2 separate regions of the Homo sapiens genome follow, and region 2 is linked to region 1. Evidence: chromatin loops called from intact Hi-C (ENCODE). Cell type or tissue: A673. All regions are shown on one strand. Links, peaks and the distances in the headings refer to the core of each region. The heading gives the core; the rest is flanking DNA. Region 1 has its middle 78 kb from the start of PRKD1. Region 2 overlaps PRKD1 (protein kinase D1).

Region 1 (8,349 bases), core at 15-8,014:
TATAAAATAATAGATAAAAGGATAAGGAATTTTTTTATTAATACATAGAATTTATTAAAACAAGCAAGGAGTAACATATGTTTAGATGCACAGTGCTTTTTTCTGCAATTGGCCATTAGACCATAGATGATATTTACAACTTCCGTCTTCTACTACCAGTTCTATGTTCTCTTTGTCCTAACCTAGCATTTCAGTTGGTTGGAGTTTTTTTTAATCTGCATGGGTGACCCAAACTTTCATTCCTAGAAACCCGAGTTTTTAGTGGTCTGGGTACTAGTATTTCTTTCTTTCTTTTATTCTATTCTCTACTTACCATGTTTTTCTATGCCTCATTCTCTTTTTCCTCTTCTCCTCCCATTTTTATTGATTGAGGTTTTCTTATTCCCCATCCCCTCTCTACTTGCATGGATATTGTATATTCTTTTTCTATTCTTTAAGGAGCTATTTTAATTTTTTTAACATGCCTGCTTGACATAATAATGTCTAAATAAAATACTTTACCAGACTCTCCCCAAATAAAATGCTTTAGAACTATTAATACCAATTACTATCACTCCAATTTGCATGTTATTTTCATTGAGTATTTAAGTCTCCACGTTTCCCCCTTCCCAAATTAATTATCATTACCATTGTTGATTCATGCAGTCAATGCTTTATCTAGTATTTATCAATTTATTTGCTCACCTTTCCTTCATCTCAGTTTTTCTTTACTGAATCAATGTCCTTCTTGATGAAGAGTATTAATTAAAAATTCCTTCAGTGTGGATCTATTGATAGTAAATGCAACCCATTTATATTTGTGAAAAGGTCTTTTTAAAATTCCATTCCTCAATGATATTAAATCAGCACAAAATATTCATTTTATGAGAATTTAATTTTTTCTCAGCTCACTAAGGAGGATAACTCACTGTCTTCCCTTTTTAAATTATTGCTACTGAGAAATCAGGCATGTTTTTAATTGTTGATGGTAGTCTGTCTCTTGTCTTGCTTTAAAAAGTATTTATTTGACTTTGATGCTGTAGAGGCAACTTGGGAATTATGGGACTTCTTGAATCTGAGGACTGGAGTATTTTATCACTTCTGGAAAATAGTCAGCCATTTTAATAAATAGATTCTCATTCTCATTTTCCTCTGAAACTTCTTTATAATTTATGTAGGACTTTCTCATTTTACCTCTATGTCTCTTATTCTTTCATATTTTTTCATCTCTTGACCTCTGTATATTTCTGTGAACTTTCTTCAGTTTGCAAATTTAACTTTCTGTTCACTAATTCTTTCTTCATCCATATCGTTTTTAAATTTCAGTGACCAGATTTTTTATTTCTTTTTTTTTTTTTTTTTTTTTTTTTTTGAGACGGAGTCTCGCTCTGTCGCCCAGGCCGGACTGCGGACTGCAGTGGCGCAATCTCGGCTCACTGCAAGCTCCACTTCCCGGGTTCACGCCATTCTCCTGCCTCAGCCTCCCGAGTAGCTGGGACTACAGGTGCCCGCCACCGCGCCCGGCTAATTTTTTGTATTTTTAGTAGAGACGGGGTTTCACCTTGTTAGCCAGGATGGTCTCGATCTCCTGACCTCATGATCCACCCGCCTCGGCCTCCCAAAGTGCTGGGATTACACGCGTGAGCCACCGCGCCCGGCCCAGATTTTTTATTTCTACAAGTACGTTTTATGCCTTTCTTTTTTTTTCAAATTTGCCTGGTCCAATTTTTTTCACTAGCAATCATGTTTTATTATGTTCAATATAAATTAGAGGGAATAACACAGTTAATTAGGATTAAATATAAAGAAAATGAACATCCTTAAAGCAAACACACAAGTGCCTTTTAAATTCTTTTAAACAACAATGGGGTCGGGCACAGTGGCTCACGCCTGTAATCCCAGCCCTTTGGGAGGCCAAGGCAAGCTGATCACTTGAGGTCAGCAGTTCAAGGCCAGCCTGGGCAACATGGTGAAACCCCATCTCTGCTAAAAATACAACAATCAGGCTCGCACCTGTAATCCCAGCTACTCGAGAGGCTGAGGTGGGAGAATCACTTGGACCCAGGGGGCAGAGGTTGCTGTGAGCCCAGATCACGCCACTGCACTCCAGCCTGGGCAACACAGCAAGACTCTGTCTCAAAAAAAAACAATGGCCAACAACAATGGACTTACCCTCTAGGATGCTTTTATATCTAGCTTTTTGAAAATAATAAATTTTGAAGATCTTTACATATCAGCATATATAGGTCTAGTTTTTCTAAATTGCTGCAAAGTATTCTGTGTATTTTGATAGCATTAATTTCTTAGACTTTTGATTTTTTCCTCTATTTATTTTAATCAGTTTAAACATGTTGTGATGTGTTTTGATTTTTAATTATCTGAAGCTCCCAGGGTCTAATTTGCTCTTTCTGTGATTGCAAAGTGTTGATGTAGCCTTTTCTTTCCTATCTAGATCCCAGGTCAACTCAACAAGGTCATTTCACTTTGCTAGTAGACAGATTTCTCCCTATCTACCCTTTCCTGTAGGGCAGAGCCCTTTATCTGTCCTGGCTTTATGAATGTGTCTGTGAAGTGAGAGTTTGCCAGTCCAACTCCCCAACTCAAGCAGTTCCAAGGCCTTGTCTTTCGATCCATCATGTTCATTCAACTCCCTTCAATAGCAAGACTGACTAATACTCCTCCCAACTCCCAACTCAAGCTGACAAAGTGTCAGCATCCATTTACTAATCTGTCTTTCCATTTTCTCCTTGCTTTTAGCCCCAGGGGATTTTACATACTTCTTTGTGAGTTTGGCTATGCGTTTTAAACAATGCTCATTATGTTTTTATCCCATACTTACAGGTGTTTACAGTAGGATTTTCAGGGTCTTCAATCTGTCATATTGCTAGACATAGACTTTCTACTGTGTCATCACTTAGCCTTAGAAATATCTGGCTGCCACTTGTCTTTCTAACTTTCTCTCTAATCCCAGACACCTTTGCCTTTATGTGTTCTCTCCAGTATGCTTAAGTAAAGGGAGGCCTAATTTAAGTCTGAGACCCTGACGCGGAGAATGATCTCCTTGTTTGAATTTCAAAGAATGCCAAGGACACCTCTGGCAAATGTCTTCATACTTCCTCCCCTACTTTCCCTTCTCTCACATGACAATTGCTCAAGGGCATGCCTATTTTAATTTCAAGTCCGATATATATTTTATAATTACATTCAAGGCAATCATCAGTTTACTAATCTTTCAATTTTCTACAAGGTAGTAGATATAGCAAGTGACTAGAGTAAAACAACCTGGATTATAGTTTAAGCTCTGCCACTAAATTGCATGACCTTGAGTTAAATTATTCTACCTCTTAGTGCCACTATTAATCTTTATCCATATGAAACCCTCACACTGTAAATGAGTATGATCATGTCATTCTAGAGCTTACTTCTAAGAATTTATTCTAGTTACCAGAAAGTACAGAATGATTAAAAGCTAAAAGATTTTATGTTTTTAAGTTTATCTAATCATAATTTTTAAAGTCATTCATAAAAGATGAATTAAGTAACCCTTAGTATTTGTTTTCTTTTTTGTTTGTTTGTTTTCTTTAACTCAGGAAAAAAAAAGAGCCATTAGATAGATTTAAATTATTTAGGATAAGAAAATGTACCGACATTATTTGAATAGGAAAAGTCTAGGAAACTGGAATTGTAGGTGTCTAGGTTATATGAACATCTGGAGTTAACTATTCTAACCCAGAGCATAGTTGAAAGAATTAAATATAGTCACAAAGCATGTATTTCAAGAACTAACTATGGTGTTTCATTCTTTGCAGTACTTCAACATTTCAGCTAGTCTCCGCTTATGCTGTCTTCTCCTGCATGTACACTTACCCTTATTCTCACAATCCAGATGAGCCCGGAAATATTAAACAGAAGTTACTAGAGAAGATCTCAGAAGCCTGGCTACCCTAGATGCTAAGAGCTACTTGCAATAGTTATAATTTATGCACGTATTTTTCCAGGGCTACAGCGCTGTCTTTAGTAAGAATGCTGGGAAGGACATTTGTTAGTCTCTGCTCCTGGCCTTCTAGTAACCATAACATTTCAAAAGTGAACCACTCTTTATACTTCGCCTACTGAAATTTAAATGGATCCATTTTGTACTTTAACCAGTGATTAATGAGATAATTTTATCTTTAATTTTCTTTAGCAGCAATAAAGGACCTCACAGCCTGTGATACAATTTCCTCAATAGCACTGATAGCATTTTCTAGACTCTCTGGAGGCCTTAAGTTGCTAGTAGGGAAATGTACCTCCCATAGACTTCCAGTAGATGGCAGGTACAGCACTTCAAACCTCTCATAACATGAAAATACCCGACATTTCAACACATAAAAATACTGTTACCGTGTTTTAAATCTCAAGTGCCGTGGAAAAGAGTGACTAAAACTTTTGTTTACAGATCTAGTATCATATTACCATATAAGTATCTTCTTATTTTTGCCTTCTACTAAAAATACAAATGCAACAAATGAAAATATATCTTTATCAGGGAATGCCTGCAATTCCAGATTGCAAATTAAGCATTTAAATGTTGAATAATATAATCACCATGTTATAGATGTTAATTAAAGTGCTTAGTGAACAAAGATACATTTAGCAATTTTTAAATATAAATTTTTGAAGATGAGAAACTATTGTTTTATAGCAATTATTGTTTAATAGGCTTCCGTTTACATTTTATTTATTCTTTTTTTACAGATTCATAGATGGTGGGAGTACAAATGTAGATAGATATATACATACAAGCATAAATTTCTTAATCTGTTTCTTTGTTTTCTTTGAATAATTAATCCCATAGTGTTTCCTACAATTTACTATAGAAATACATTTCTACAGTGGATTTGGAAAGAAATGCCTCTGTGTGATCTATGGTAAGAAACAAAGAGGAATGTATAGGCAGGCCTCTTATAAATAGGAAATAAGCTCTTAGCCCATACATCAACTGAATAGCAAGACAGATGTTTGTTCTGAGATGAATGACTGTAAAAGCTGCAAAATATTCCATTACACATTCTTGTACATGCTTTCATTAAAAATATGTTCAAGTGAAACACATCTAAAATATCTAGACCTTTCAGCAATATTTTATTAACTCAGTAAAATCCTTTCAAAGGATTTAAAAATAGTTTTAGTTTCAACATATATTTTGACTGTCTTGTAAATCTGTCATATCTGTGTTATGCAGAAGTTGTTCACTGTGACTGGTATGACTGAGACTCAGCCAAAGTTATATCTACGTTACTTAAGATTATTTACTTGGTTTTCCCAATTTTAATACTACATATTTTAATTATTTTATTTATCTTCCCCCTTAAATCGTGAGCAGAGTTTTCTTATTAAGTTGTTTTATTCATTACTGAATCCACAGGGTTTACAATAATGCCTGGCACTTAGTGGGTACTCAGGAAATAAGTGTTAGGTGAATGAATGAATTTATTTGTAAGATGGAGCCTCAGGATAAAAGAAAATAACAAACAGTAGTCACTCAATAGATGTTTCCAGTTCCCTTTTTCTCTCTCTTCTGTCAACTGTAGCACACTAGAAACCTTGGGGTCATCCTTGACTCTTTTACTTTCCTTCATCACACCAGATTAGATCATCATTTTCAAATCTTGGCCCCTCACAGTGCGATCCACAGACTAGCAGCATAGGTATTAGCTAGGAGATGGTTAGAAATTCAGATTTTCAGGCCTCAGTCTGGAACTACTGAATAAAAGTTTGCATTTTGAGAAGATCCCCAGGTGACTCTTGCATACAGTAATTTTGAGAAGCACTGATTCAAGTTACTATGTTTTTCCTTCCACATGTCCTATTTTTCACCTCACTCTAATAACTGTAAGAAATAAACTATCTTCCAAATTAGTACACTTGCCTCTAAACTATACAACATACCACAGCGAGATTCAACTTTTTAAACACAGATTTGGTCACTTTACACTACTACTCAAGTGTCTGCAACTCCTCTTTTACTTGATTACAGAAAGTGCAAATAATCCCTCATTTTGGAATTCAAGCCTCTCCGTCATCTGACTCCACCCTCCCAACCCAATCTCATCTTTCATCTCAAATTTCATCTTTAGTTATAGTCTTGCAAATACTACTGTCATTCTTGGCTACTTTATCTCTTAATCTAGAACACACTTCACTTTTTATTTAACTAAATGCTACTCATCATTCAAGGTTTAACATAAAAGATTATTCCTCCAATCTCTTCCTTCACTGCTAGAGCCCACACAGATTTCTCCATTTTCTACTGCACATAATTATGTCCCAAAATACTCATTATGGAATATGCTGCATTGTTGTGCAGAGTTTTGTCATAAACATAAGCCTTGTTTTCCCAATAAGATTTTAAGTTAATCCAAAGCAAAATTTTATCTTTTTATCTCTTTGGTATCTCTCGTAAGTCGTTCAGAAATTTAAGTAAATTCTTAGGTTGCATGTTGAACTAATCTACTGTGGACTCTCTGGGTTGCCAGTAACAACAACAACAAAAAAAAAAGCCAGCTAGCTTAAGCATAAAGCACTGTTTCAAGAATCAAAGGTCAGAAGTGCAGTATGGCCTTGAGAGGTACCAGAACTAGAGCACGGGATGCTGTCCAGAATTATTTCTCACTCAGACCCCTTTTCTTTTCACCTCGTTTTCTATTAGCTTGCTGCAAATGTGAGTGCAGTTCTTGCCATTAAAAGTAATGCAAAAACTGCACTTACGCTTACACCAACCTGATAATTTCCACACATTCGCTTTACTCTCATTTCTGTGTAATAGCTGTCTCTACATCTCTGCTCCATGTAAAGGAAGATCATGCCCACCAGAGGCTTTGAGCCTACATATTTTAAGAATAGTTGGCCAGGCACGGTGGCTCACGCCTGTAATCCTAGCACTTTGGGAGGTCGAGGTGGGTGGATCTTTTGAGCCCAGGAGTTCGAGACCATCCTGGGGAACATGGTGAAACCTCATCTCTACTAAAAATGCAAAAATTAGCTGGGCATGGTGGTGCATGCCTATGGTCCCAGCTACTCAGGAAGCGGAAGTGAGAGGACTACTTGAGCCCAGTCGGTCGAGGCTGCAGTGAGCTGAGAGTGCGCCGCTGCACTCCAACTTGGGCAACAAAGCGAGACCCTGTCTCAAAAAAAAGAAAAAAAAAATTAGTCTCTCAAAGAAATTGAGTCAGGTTCTCCTCACCCTGGTTCCAAACTCCTGATTAGACCCACCCAGTCAACCACTGACAGAGAAGGAAATGATCTCTGCCATGGCCTCATTGTTTCTGTGATGAACGATTAATAGTGGGGAAAGGGGAGTCATATGTTAGGAAGTTATTTCCAAGTAAGTACATTATAGCCAGCTAAAATAGAATCTTAGCCCATGTCTATTTAGGTAAGCAGGGAAGAAATCTTCCCCCACCCCATCACCGCCCCCCAAGCAAGTACAGAAAGTATAATTAATCCAACAGTTTAGCTGCCTCTTTTCTTAAACCTTCAATTGTTGCTTTGTTTAGCCGCCTGATAGGTAAGATAGATGTTTCACTCTCCGGTTGATCATGGTCATAACAAAAGAGAGTTCTGGGAGTCATTTTGTCACTCAGCTTTCATCCAGGAAAGGCTGCATTTTTCAAAAAGCTTTCTAGGAATACAACTCTTCAGCTCCAGGTAAGACTCTATCATACAATTCCAGTAACCCTGAATCATATACTTCTGCTACTTAGAAAAACAAAGTTGGCAGAAATAGTTCTGTTGACAAAAATGCTGTAGGAGGATTTTATATTGATTAGGACTTTGAAATAGGTGAACTCCATTGTTTCTGACTCTGTTAACATACACACAATCATACAGAGAGACTGAGATCTCAGTCTCTGAGAAACTGAAGAAAACAGTTTCTGGAAACTGAAAGAAACAAGAGGTTAACCCTAAAATGCAGAGTTCCCCATTAATCCAAAAATATAATTATTATTTGAAACTGTGGTCAAACTAATTGATAAAGTATATTTAAAACCAAACATAAAGAAACCTGAAACAACAGGCACAATGTTGTTTGTATCAATATTTGGACACCAAACATCACTTAGGATGTGCAACTCACCATTTTGATAATATTTTGGAATTATAAGCAAAATTGGTTAGTTGGTTTTAGGTTACTGAATATTTGAATAAGGTAGATTACTAAATAAAGATCAGTGATATAGGAAAATTATAGCTGTGCCACTGTAACAGATAGTATAAATGAGGCAATTCACTTGTAGCTAATGATTGGTAGTTTTCACTAGTGATACATGAATAAAGCTACCTATAAGGTTGAAGAGCAGTAGGCACTATTTGGATACTCAAAGAATG
Region 2 (8,349 bases), core at 93-8,092, 300 kb after region 1:
TAAGTATATAAATTCTAGAATATCCATTTAAAAACAGTCATATAACTTTATTGTTATACTTCATAAGCTGCCTTGAATCATATAAAAACCTGCTCTTGAAGGCCAGATCTTTCTTTGGTAGATTCCTTGATGTTTATTCACAAACGAATCATCTAGATTTTGGGTAAATGTACCTAGTAGCATTCTGAATGCAGGTTTAAAAATGTGTTAATCAGGATTGGTCAATGAAGGTCAATATTGATCAAGATTGTTTTATGGTTTTATGTGGATAGATGCTCTTTTTTACTAAGAGGTCATATTGGAATGCCCTTTGATTTCTTCCTATGCAGTGATGAAAAATCATAACAAATACTTTATTTCCATATTCAGTTCTCTCTTTCTCTGTATACACACAGACACACACGACAAAAGATCCTAGAGGAGAAAAGGAAGGAAAGGCAGAATACTTCATACCCTCAAGATCAGTGATCATTAAAAGTCACTGAAGGCTGCCTGCATTAACAAAGCCAACTGGAGAATGGCTACTAAATGGCTAGCTGAAGACTTCATGGACATTAATTATTTTTGTTGGAGGTAAAAGATTGGGCTTCATTTGAAAAGCTGCCAGATATTCCTTTTGTTCCATGATTGGTGGCGCATAGCACTTCAGTTCAATAACTCAGCCATGCCACCATCTGCCCAGCACTCTCATTCTGTTGGTTGGCATGTCATTTATTTGCTTTTAACATGCAACCCATATAAAAATCCCTCATAATCTGCCAAAATTAGAAATGCAGCTGTTTTAAGTCTTAAACAGCAATAGCACTATTCATTATGCCAGTATGGAGGAATAAAATAGAAAAATGTATTTGGAAAGAGCAATGCTACACCAGAATGTATTTGTACCTTCACTTTTTTAACATTCAAGACATCTATAGTCTGCTACCAGTGCTGACTTCAGGCTTAAAGTTGACACATAAATATACCAGATAGCTTCTTTAGTACATACATTTTAATACAAGAATTGGGATTTGAATCAGCTCTGAATTATTTTTCATGTTATAAAGCAATTTCAGCCTTTCAGTTTCTAGAAAATGAAAAATTTCTGGCTAACCCTGGGTCTCATCTTATTCTATTTTTATTTTCCTCAGAAGTTTCTTGAGGTTCTGATCATTATAACTTGTTAATCCAGAGAAAAACTGATCATGTAGAGCTGTGTGGAGAATTCTCAATGAGGCAAGCAGTTAGTTAGTCCCCTATTTAGGGGAAAAAATGATGAAGAGAGAAAAAAAAGAATTTTCTCCCACATACTAATCTTGTGGTGCTGAAAAATGAAATCCAAAAACTACCTTTTGTTTCACTGTGCTCTCTGCAATCACATTATTTGGGAGTGATGGGTGTTAGGAAACAATAAAGATCTGGTATTACTTTCCAAAGACACCTTTCTTCACAGTGAGTAGACATACTTGTTCTGAAACGAAAGTTGGATAGTTTGCAATTGCTTTGCTTAATCCTATTCAATATTCCTATAAGTTTAAATGTCTAAGTTGAATTCATTTGTCTATTTGTTAATGGTGATCCCACATGAGATCTTCCATCATGTGAATTTCACAGACTTAAAAACATAATTTATATTTGTGAGAACTGACCAGTAAACAATTATTTGCTTTCTGTGAAGTCAGGGCATGAAAAGTAATAAAAGTAATGGTTGAGCATGACACAAACTTACTAAAATAGATTTACTTGATAGGCCTTTATTTACTGTACGTCTCCATCAAGATTAACAGTACTAAAGAACAAGGACTGTAAGCTGTGGTTCTTAAAAGATCCATATGACAGTTAGGTCAGTACCAGATATAAGGTAGTCATTCTGAAAAGACTTGTTCATGATTGATACGTTTTGCTTGGCGATTTAAGATTTCATAATTGGATCTCAATTTTTAAAAATTTAAATTTGGTTTTAAGCAGTTAATATATTTGGAAAATCCCAAAGTTAAAATTATGTGAATCTCCCCGTTTCATATTACATGTAGTGGTTTCTAACCACCAATGAAGGAAAAGAAACCCCACAACATTATTCCACTGTCTTATTTACTTCTGTATTTGCATTGTATATTGTGTTGGATCTAGTTTATAGCTGTGTGATTGTCAATTGCTGTCTTAACTACCAAATAATGCAGTGTAGTTTAAGTCCATGTATTCTTAGGTTTCTAAAGTTAAAATATTATTCCCTTCCTTTACACTAATTAGCATAGTCCTGGCCTCTCTTACTCTTTAGAATACATTGGACTTTCTAACATGTTATAACATTGTTATAAAATTTTAATGAAAAATATTTAATTATATAGCCTCAATATACCACCTTTTCCACCTAGGACAAATGTGTAATGTTTATCTGTTGAGTCAAATAGATTCATCTATTTTGTCCTTCAAGGTCAACAGCAGTCTTGGGCTTATCTCATGTATAAATCTCTACTCTGGTTGGTTCTTTGCTTTTAAAAACTTTTAGTGCTGAGCAGAGGTCTTGGTTTGCCATCTCTAATGACTGAAATCTATTCTTGGTCTCCTGGAGTACTTAACATGCAGAACGAGGGAGACAAGCACAAATGCATCTTTCTAGTTTTGAAATCAGATTGTCTTTCATAGATGATAAAACCCTAGCAAGGGTTTCAGTAATCAACCTAATATATATTTTTTTAACAAACTTGTATTTTGGAATAATTTTAGATTTACAGAAAAGTAGCAAAATATACACAGTTTGTCTCACCCAGATTTATTTTCCCCTAATATTATCATCTTACATTGTCATGGTACATTTGTCAAAACTAAGAAATTAACATTGGTATATGATTTGAACTTACCAATCTTTTTCATTAATGTCCTGTTTCTGCTCGGGACTCAATCTCTAGCACATTACATTTTGTTGTTATATTTTCAAAGTCTCCTCTGCTCTGTTGGGGGTCTGGTCTGTGACGGTTTCTCAGACTTTCCTCGTTTTTCATGGACTTAACCATCTTGAGTAATACAGGCCAGGTATCCTGTAGAATGGTCACCAATCTGGGTTTATTGGACGTCTTTCTCATAATTAAACTAGGGTTACAGATTCTGGGGAAGAATACCATAGAAGTGAAGTAGCTTTCTTATCACGTCACATAGGGGTACATGATATCCACATGACATCACTGATAATGTTAACCTTTATCACTTGGTTAAAGTCGTGTTTGTCAGGTTTCTCCACTGTACAGTTTCTATTTTCTTCCTTTGCCCAACTCTGTCACTAAATCTGTCTCACCCTCAATGCAGGGAAGAAAAGCTCCACCCTCTGGAGAGTGGAGTGTCTGCATATATTAAATGGAATTCTTCCATCAGGAAGATTTGTCTCTTCTCCATTTACTTATTCAAAACCCAATTTTAGGTCTTTATTATTTTTTACTACATTTGATAACATGAATTCTAGTGCTTCTTGCCATAGTTCTGTTTTTTAATTCAACTTTCCTTCTTAAACATATAAAAAGAATAAACACACACTGTGTGAAGAAGTAATTGAACACTAGTGAATATCAGTATAACCAACTGGGATTGCTAATTTTGTGTCAACTTGACTGGGCCATGGAGTTTGGTTAAAGGTTATTCCCGGTGTGTCTGTGAGGGTGTTTCTGAATGAGATTAATATTTATATTGGTTGAATGAGATTAATATTTATATTGGTAGATGGAATAAAGTAGATTGCCCTCCTTGATGTGTGTGGGCATCATCCCATAAATTGAAGGCCTGAATAGAATAAAAAGAATGACTAGGGAAATTTTGCTCTCTCTCCCTGTTTCCAAGCTGTTGCATCAGCCTTCTCCTGCTTTAGAACTCAGAGTTGGACTGGAGCTATACCATTGGCTCTCCTGGGTCACCAGCTTACCAACTGCAGATCTTGGGGTTTCTCAGCCTCTATGATTATTTGAGCCAATTTCTTGTAATAAATCTTTTTATGTATCTGCATCTGTATCTATCTATTTCTCTTATTGGTTCTCTTTCTCTGGAGAATCCTAATATAACAACCGTCCCCCTGAACAATGAGAGCAATGCTATAATCCTGAAAAACCTTTGTGTGCCCCTTCCCTGACTCTGTGCCTTCTCGCTGTCTTGAAATTTGTGTTAATCATCTCCTCGGATTTATTTTTTATATGGTGGGATTTAAAAGCTTATAAATTGGAATTCTGGTATGATTAAGTAGGTATGGTTCTTAATGCAACAAAAACTGTAAAATAATTCTTCTATATTTTTCTATTTTTCCCTTTTACTTAAGGAAATAAATTGTATGTCTTTTAAAATTCTTTACTAGTAACAATAATGAAACATACTCTGTTTACTGAGTAAGCTAACTTTATGGGACAACTTTATTCCATAACTAATCTGCTTCTGAAACAGGTGCTAATCAATAGATATAGGAAGCTCTTCTCTTTAGATCTGAATTTGCCATCAACAAAGGGAATTTGCTTAATAACAATTTCCAAGCATGCAGTACATATTGAAGAAACTTGGCACATTAATGCTATAGTAAAAGTTAATAAAGTACACCAAAATATATCTTATAATAAATATAAAAAATTTTGCTATCTTGGGAGTGGTTGTAGCTTTATTTTTATTTAAAGACCTAAAGTTTTGTTTGTTTGTTTTTGAGACAGGGACTTGCTCTGTCACCCAGGTTGGAGTGCAGTGGTGTGAACATTGCTCACTGTAGCCTCTACCTCCTGGTCTCAAGTGATCCTGCCACCTCAGCACCCTCCCCACTTCCGTAGCTGGGACTACTGGCATGCGAGCCACCATGCCCGGCTAATTTTTGTATTTTTTGTAGAGAGGAGGTTTTGCCATGTTGCCCAGACTGGTCTCGAACTCCTGAGCTGAAAGGATCCACCTGCTTCCAAAGTGCAGGGATTACAGGCGTGAGCCAGTGCGCCCAGCCTAAAGATTTTTTTTCTTAAATAAATATTCTAACTTGTGAGGATGCTTGATCCCTTTACCTCACTGAGACTAATTAGTAAGAACGAAATATCTAGACAAACCTTTTATTTAACGTCATGGCCACCAATACATTTTGAAATTAATTTTTCAAAAAATTCAGATGCTTATGCACTTAATACCTATTCAGTCACTAAAATGAAGACTTGTAGATTCAAATTCTAATAATAGTTTCAATTGTCTGTTTCATTATTGGCTCCTCTGAAGATATGTAAAATTATCCTAATGCCACTTTTTAATGTCATCCTTTAAATAGTCAATGCCCTAAAGTCTTATCATTTCTAGGCTGTGCTTTCTTAGTTCCTTCAACTCCCCATTGCCTCATTTGGGGACTTGATTTGGACATCTTGTTAAATTGTCCTTCCTAATGTCATCTTATCTGCTTGATGGGGACATCATTATGTGTTAATTCCTTAGGTAGGAATGATAAACACACTAGAATGACTAACAGCATTTATTAAGCAGCATTTGTGTTTTAGATAAAAGGTGAGCCTCCAAATGTAAGGTTGACAAAATTACCTTTGATGGTCAAGGAGCTGCTGTTAGAAGAGATGGGCAGTTAATGAAGATTGATATGTCATTAGCCAGATATTTTTGAGAGGTCTTGGAAGGGTCAGTAATCTATTAGCCTGAAAGATGTATCCCAGGGGCCATCTTATGATGATGAATAAAGAATGAGTCCAGGATGGAACATCAACATTCATGAAGCCGACAGACACAATCTAGAGTCAGGAGTCAGTGAAAAGTTACTAATATCATGAAGTAATCCAGTAGTGAGTTTCATATACAAACAGGGAGTTGAGCTCCAGAAACACAAAAAGTGCCTGAATTGGAGGTTCTGCCCTAGTTTGGAGGTGGAAATGGTTAGCAGTTCTTTGGTTGCATCAGGGAAGAAACTGATAGGAGAGGTGAGTGATACTGGACTTACAGATATATATCATAAATTATCTATTTGGCTATTATTTATGTTTCTTCCCCACTCGAATATAATTTCCACAAAGGCAGGTACATTATCTTTCTACTTTATTGCTATATGCTATATTCTCAGTGCCTACAGCAGAGCCTGACAATAAGCACAATACATATAAATTAAATGGACAATTGAAGGAATCTAATGTATCCCAAACTTCTGTTGATATTACCTTCTATTAAATAACTACATCCCTTACTATCTGCTAGTTCAAGTACCATATTCTCCCACCTTTCTCACTGGAATAGTTTCCTTGTTGGTTTCCTTGCCTCCAGTTTTGTTCCCTCTCATTTCATTCTTTTCTATTGTGTAATCCTAGTAACTTCTAAAGCCTGGATTGGATAACAATATTTCTCTATATAAAACCCTTCAATAGCATAAGGCTAAATCCTCCTACATTATTTATGAAATTGTTTGTGATTTGACTTCTACTTAATTCTTCAGCAATATGGCTTCCTGTTCTACTCCCTACTCTACCCGATTCTAGTATATGGGCATATGGAACTGCTCCCATTTTTTTTAATACATTAGAAGAAATGCCTTGCCTTGCTTCCAGTTCCCTTTTACACCTGCTAGTCCTTCAACCTGTACTATTTGTATGCATTTTCATCCTCATTTGATTTGCCTGGCTAATTTCAATTCATCTTTCATGACTCAGCACATATATCCTTCCCTAAGAATCTCACCTGAAATACCACATTTGGGTGAGGCAACTTTTTCTACCAGGTGTTCCCTTCAGTAACATATCTCACTTTGTTTATAATTACACTTTTGCTGGTTTTAAAGTAGAAGATACTCTGTGAAAGAAGGGACCATGATTACCTAATTTGTAAGTGTAACAATAATATCATAGGATTTTTGGTAAAGATTATATGAGATACTAAAGCCACTTACATGTTTTAACATTTTTTCTTCTTGTTGTTATTATTATCCCTGGTGCCTTGTGCAACATCTGGCAATGAGTGTTGCTAAATAATTATTTTTGAATATATTAAACTTTCACGCTGATTGTTGTCATGGGCACTTAAGTCAGATTTGAATTTAAATTTGATATGGATGATAATCAGTTTAGAACATTATCATTATTACTTGTCACTGCAAAGACAACATTGTTTTAATGGATGTTAGTGTGGGTTTTTAAAACTCATAATTTTAACAGCATCTAACAAGATTTCCTGGAAAACACTCATCAGTGAACAAGAATAACGCATATGGATTGAATTTCCATTGAAATTCAAAGACTTAAAAAGAAATGGGGAAACCAATTTTATAAAATGGGCAAAGAATTTGAATAGACATTTATCCAAAGAAGATACACATATGACCAGTAAGCACATGAAAAGGTGCTCAGCATCATTCGTCATTAGGAAAATGCAAGTCAAAACTACAGTGAGATACTATTTAACATCCAGTAGGATGGCTATAATCAAGTAGACAGACAGTAACAATTTTGACAAGGATGTGGAAAGATTGGAACCCTCATAAATTGTTGATGGAATGTAAAATGGTGCAGCTGCTTTGGAAAACAGTTTGGCAGTTCCTCAAGAAGTTCCCAGCAATTCTACTTCTTGGTTTATACCCCAAAGAATTGAAAACATATGTTCATACAAAAGTTTATACACAAATATTCATAGTAGCATTATTAATTATAGCCAAAAGTAGAAAAAACAGATGTTCATCAACTAAGGGGTGGTTAAAGAAAATGTGGTATACCCATTCAGTAGAATATTATTTAGCTATAAAAATGAAGTAAAGATACTTGTTACATCATGGATGAACCTGCAAAACATTATGACAAAATGAAGAAGCCAGTCAGTTTATATGTTATATGGCATTTATATGAAATGTCTGGAATCAGTACAACCATACAAACAGAAAGTAGATTAGTGGTTGCCATAGGCTTGAGGGAGGGAAGAATGTGTCGTGACTACTAATAGTGACAGGGTTTCATTTTGCAGTGATGAAATATTTTGGAATCAGATAGCAGCGATGGTTCAGGAACCTTATGAATATTTTTAAAACCACTGAGCTATATACTTTAAATGGGTTAATTGTATAGGATGTGAATTATATCTCAATAAAGACAAAAAAAAAAACAGAATCTGGCTTTTCTGTTCATCGAGAGGATAAAGGTTTGATAAAAGGAGGGTTAGGTTGGTGCAAAAGTAATTGCAGTTTTTGCCTTTACTTTCAATTAATCTCTGAAATGAAAGCAGTGGCAAAAACCGCAATTACTTTTGCAGCAACCTAGTATGTTAAAATAACATGGAGGTCATTCATAATTTTAATTGCTTAAGTTCTGTGGAATATAAGGATAAAAATGTCAAGAAGCTCAAATACATTTATTTCTTGGGAATAAGTTATTTCAGGGATAAATTTCAGGGATAAAA

What was found. Hi-C counts contacts between places; a loop is a spot of excess contacts. Peaks named below come from ENCODE experiments on the same cell type or tissue, not always from the same donor. Only the 100,000 strongest peaks of a DNase experiment are listed, where the experiment ranks them.
Region 2: it touches region 1 in a loop (7-fold over the local background); 21 of 110 quality-filtered maps call a loop at or near these places.

Annotation. Positions count from the first base shown.
Region 1 is chr14:30,001,255-30,009,603 of GRCh38, reverse strand. No RefSeq gene overlaps it. Among named protein-coding and RNA genes, the nearest start is that of PRKD1, 78 kb to the right of the region's middle. In A673, for the core only: a CTCF peak has its summit at 4,280 (motif pointing right); a DNase peak (open chromatin) is centred at 4,293; H3K4me3 peaks cover 945 bases.
Region 2 is chr14:29,705,162-29,713,510 of GRCh38, reverse strand. The region is part of intron 2 of PRKD1 (protein kinase D1); the gene reads left to right. Among named protein-coding and RNA genes, the nearest start is that of PRKD1, 220 kb to the left of the region's middle. In A673, for the core only: a CTCF peak has its summit at 3,296; a DNase peak (open chromatin) is centred at 3,290; H3K27ac peaks cover 1,500 bases.